Linked DNA regions of Homo sapiens: region 2 is linked to region 1. Evidence: read pairs that join two places in POLR2A ChIA-PET (ENCODE). Cell type or tissue: PC-9. All regions are shown on one strand.

Region 1 (2,500 bases):
AGGCGTGAGCCACCACACCTGGACCATCTTAATCATTTTTAAGTGTACAATTCAGTGGCATTAAGTACATTCACGTTGTTGTGCTACCATCACCACCATCTATCCACAGAAGTCTTTTATCTTTCAAAACTGAAACTGCAGCCATTAAACAATAACTCCCCATTCCCCTCTCCCTTCATGTAAGTGCAGTTATATAGTATTGTCCTTTTGTGACTGGCTTATTTCACTTAGCATGTTGTTCTCAAGGTTCATCCAGGTATAGCGTGTGCCAGAATGTCCTTACTTTTAATATTATGAATAATATTCCATTGTATGAATAGATCATATTTTATTATCCATTCATCTGTCAATGGACACTTGGGTTGCTTTCACCTTTTGGCTATTGTGAATAATGCTGCTGTGAACATGAGTGTGCAGATAATCTCTTCAAATCTCTGCTTTCAATTATTTTGAAATATATCCATCATGTACATGATTTTGTGTGGCTATAAGTTTTAATTTGGGGGGATAAATGTCAAGCTGTGAGATTATTAGATTGTGTGGTAAGTATATGTTTAGTTTTTAAAGAAACTGCCAGCCGGGCATGGTGGCTCACGCCTGTAATCCCAGCACTTTGGGAGGCCAAGGTGGGTGGATCATCTGAGGTCAGGAGTTAGAAACCAGCCTGGCTAACATGGTGAAACCCCATCTCTACTAAAAATACAAAAATTAGCCAGGTGTAGTGGCGCACACTTGTAATCCCAGCTACTCAGGAGGCTGAGGCAGGAGAATCACCTGAACCCAGGAGGTAGAGGTTTCAGTGAGCCGAGATTGAGCCATTGCACTCCAGCCTGGGCAACAAGAGTGAAACTCCATCTCAAAAAAAAAAAAAAAAAAAAAAAAGAAAGAAAGAAAGAAAGGAAGAAAAAAAGAAAGAAACTGCCAAACTACTTTCCAAAGTGGCCATTCCATTTTATATTCCTGCCAGCAATATGTGAAAGATCTAGTTTCTCTGTATCCTCACTAACATTCAGTGTTATCCCCATTTTTTTTAGCTGCTCTCATAGGTATGGTGACATATCATCATGGTTTTAATTTACATTTCCCTAATAGCTAATGATGTTGAATTTCTTTTCATGTGCTTCTAGAATTGCCATCTGTATACCCTCTTGAGTAAAATGTCTTTTGCTCATTTTCTAGTTGGATTGTTTGGTTTCTTTCACTGCTGTGTTTTGAGAATTCTTTGTATATTCTACATGTGAGCCCATTTTCTTTTTTTTTCTTTTCTTTTTTCTTGGAAACAGGATCTTGCTGTATCGCCCAGGCTGAGTGTACTGGCACTATCATAACTCAATGCAGCCTCACACTCCTGGCCTCAAGCAATCCTCCTGCCTTGGCCTCCCATAGCTACAGGAATAACCACGGGATGGGTTCTGGGACCTATTGCGCCCACCGTGAGACAGACCTGACCTAAAACTCCACCAATCACCTGATCTCTTTATGCCTCTGCTCTGACAGGTCACTGTGACATTTCGGGTCTCCAGGAATTGGTGTCAGCTCAGAGGCAGTGTTGAGTAATCCTTAAAACATCTGGATATTTCTCTGTCCTTGATGCATAGTCACCCTGGTAAATGGCTACAAGTACCTTTGGGGAAGGCTGAAAGGAAGATTAGCTGTACGTTTTTGGTAGTGTACCAATGCCTTTCCTGAGAGGGGACCCAGCCTGCCCTTCACTCGAGGGACTCTGGATCTGTGAATTCACTCAAGTCTGGGAATTGATTGAGGAGACATGACTCCCTCTTTTGGTGATTCAAGTCAGACTTCTGTTCACTAGGCCTAGATCTTTTCTGCCTATACAAATCCAGTAAGACTTCAGTAGGTTCTCCATCTCTTTTATTTCCAGAAACACCAAAGGTCAACACCAAAGGTCCTAGTGAGCCTGGCCATTCTGATGATTGTGTTTGTTCTACTGTCTATATGGTAACCATACCCAACTTCTGTTCAGTGATTAAGTGCCACCACATAGTGCCTGTCACCTCACTATCTTCATTGTGTTTAGTGTTTTTTGGTTGTTTTGTTTTTGTTTTTGTTTTTTTGTTTTTGTTTTTGTTTTTTTGTTTTTTGTGTTTTGTGTTGTTTTTTGAGACAGAGATTTGCTCTTATTGCCCAGGCTGTAGTGCAGTGGCATGATCGCAGCTCACTGCAGCCTCCGCCTTAGTGGTTCTCCTGCCTTAGCCTCACAAGTAGCTGGGATTACAGGTGCCTGCCACCACGCCCGGCTAATTTTTATATTTTTAGTAGAGACAGGATTTTAGCCTGTTGGCCAGGCTGGCCTTGAACTCCTGAACTCAGGTAAGCCACCTGCCTCGGCCTCCCAAAGTGCTGGGATCACAGGCGTGAGACACCGCACCCGGCCTAGTGTTTTAGTTTGATGGTAGCTGTTCCCTCTATATTTTTGACCTAAAGAGCCATGGCCACATGCAGTGGCTCACACCTGTAATCCCAACACTTTGGGAAGCTG
Region 2 (2,500 bases), 130 kb before region 1:
GCCCTTAACTTGTGGGATCTGACATTAATTCCGGGTAGACAGTATCAGAATTGAGTTAAATTGCAGGACATTCAATTACTATTCTGAGAACTGGAGAAGTGGCTGGTATCAGGTATCAGAAGGGAGGCATTGAGAGCAGTAGTAGGAAGGAGAATGGTTTACATTGCAGAGACACACAGGGAACTACTCTCTCGGGGCCAGCTCCACGAAGCTACCTGACCCAGGCCACAAATTTGGGGATCAGGGAGGCGAGAAGGAGAACATGGAGGAGACCACTTCTGCTTCTTTTTCTGACCTTGCCAACTCAGGAAAGCTATGTCACTGCTGCAAGAGTCAAATTTTTTTCCGTAAATTGGGATGCATGGAGACTACACTGTATGTCAAGGTGTAGTTACATCATGGTGGGTAATGCCACCTTGCGTAGGGGTTATGTCAAGGGGCACTTAGGCTAAGTGTAATTACAACAAGGTGTAGCAATGCCAAGGTTTGGATATGGCAAGGGATAGTTATGTCAAGGGACCATCGTAGTAAGGCGTAGTTATGTCAAGGTGGGTGCTATGGACTGAATTGTGTCTCCCCAGCCCCAAATTCATATGTTGAAGCCCTAATCCCCAATATAACTGTATTTGGAGATAGGGTTTTTAGCAGATAATTAAAGTTTAGTGAGGTCATAAGGATGGGCCCTCATTCAATAGAGCCAGCCTTTGATCTTGGACTTCCAGCCTCCAAGACTGTGAAGAATAGAAGTATGTTGTTTAAGCCACCCAGTCTCATGTTTTGTTACGGCGGCCCAAGCCGACCAAGATGGTGGGGTCATGCCAAGTTGCCATTAAGAGGTACCTGTGCAAGTGTGCCAAGGTAGGTTTGGGAGCCCAGGAAGAACTGTCATTACTGGATTGGCATCGTCAACCTGGCGGAAACCTGAACGGTGACATTCCTTCAGCCATGAGAGGAAACAACGCCACCACCTTTCCATTAAGGTCATGCAACTATTTCTCGCCGCAGAGCAAGGCTCTTTGGAAGGGAAAGTAACTGGGGCGCCCACTGGAAGCAGGATTGGGTTGAGAGCTAGGTCGGCCACCGAGCGCCCCACTGGGTGGCGCGTGGGCTCCGCGCGCAGGCAGGGAGGGCGGCCCTCGGTGGGGTCGACTGGGCGGAGCCGCCGCCTCCTATCTTCCCTTGAAGGCACCTGCGCAGGGGGACCCGCGGTGCCTGGGAGGGGAGGGGGACTTTCGCATGAAGCCCCTCCTTGTCAGTCCGGTCACCGCGCGCCCGCTCTGAAGCAGAACACCGGCTGGTGCCGGCGGCTTCCAGGGCGGCTGAGGGACCGTGGCCAGGAACATGGGCTCGCAGAGCTACGGGAGAAGGATCGAGACTGTCTGCACATTATTAGAAGCCAGCCTGTTTCCTTCTTCAGCCGCTGCTGTCTGATGTACGCCCAGATCTCTAGAAGCTTCCAGGGGCGCCCTGACTTCGCGGCTCCCACCCTCCTTCTCCAGGGCCCTCTGAGAGGCGTTTACACAGGCGTTTCTCGCACCCGGGGTCCTGTTATTCGGCCCTAGCCACTGATGAAATTCTGCCCCTGGGTCCGAGAAGGGGCTGCTCCAGCGAGCACCTACACCCCCCATCCTGGGCACATGCCGTTCCCTCTGTGCCTCAGTTTACTTCGCTGTGGACTGGTGGGTATGCAAAGATCCCCTCCAAGGACCTCCCAGGCCACTACCACCTCTGAGAGAGGGACAGAGGGAGAGCGGAGGGGAAATTCAAGAAGAGCCCCTGGACCACTTTCGTGCACTGAGAGGGCAGGTCGTGTCATGAGGTCCCCGTCAAACCCAGGGTCCATTTTCTTTTTCTTCTTTTTTTTTTTCTTTGAGACGGAGTCTCGCTTTGTTGCCCAGGCTACAGTGCAGTGGTATGATCTTGTCTCACTGCAACATCCACTTCCTGTGTTCAAGCTGTTCTCCTGCCTCAACCTCCCAAGTAGCTGGAACTACAGGTGCCCAACACCTTGCCCGGCTAATTTTTGTATTTTTTGTAGAGACAGGGTTTCGCCATGTTGCCCAGGCTGGTCTTGAACTCCTGAGCTCACGCCATCTGCCCACCTCGGCCTTCCAAAGTGCTGGGATTACAGATGCCTGCGCCTTCCCCTGGGGTCCCTGCTGAGCCAGGCTCTGCTGGTGTAGATTCATGAGACACAGATGTGGGAGAAGCTGAGATCTTCAGGAAAGGGCACAACCCTGGGAACACATGACTGCTGGGACAGCCATGGTGCTCAGCAAAAGTTCGAAGGCTTAGTTCTATTGCACACATATCTGCTGAGCATCCGCTGGGTGCCTGGCCCTGGACCAGGCCCTCCTGCTCTCAAGAACCTGGAAGGCAGGCGCAGAATGAGGCAGGGCCAGGGGCCTCACTTCTTAAGGTGAGGGGGTCACTGGTCCCAGCTGGAAGTGGAAGGCAGAGACTTACCAGGGGCCTCCTAGAAAGTGGGACCTCCAGAAAG

Evidence for each region. Peaks named below come from ENCODE experiments on the same cell type or tissue, not always from the same donor. Only the 100,000 strongest peaks of a DNase experiment are listed, where the experiment ranks them.
Region 2: POLR2A ChIA-PET joins it to region 1 with 14 read pairs; 4 of 35 experiments call an interaction of 5 or more read pairs at or near these places.

The regions. Positions count from the first base shown.
Region 1 is chr2:95,125,514-95,128,013 of GRCh38, forward strand. It overlaps a transcript of ZNF514 not described here. Among named protein-coding and RNA genes, the nearest start is that of MRPS5, 5.0 kb to the left of the region's middle. In PC-9, no CTCF peak of the experiment used is centred here; no DNase peak of the experiment used is centred here.
Region 2 is chr2:94,997,140-94,999,639 of GRCh38, forward strand. No RefSeq gene overlaps it. Among named protein-coding and RNA genes, the nearest start is that of MAL, 27 kb to the right of the region's middle. In PC-9, no CTCF peak of the experiment used is centred here; a DNase peak (open chromatin) is centred at 942; H3K4me3 peaks cover 705 bases; H3K27me3 peaks cover 34 bases.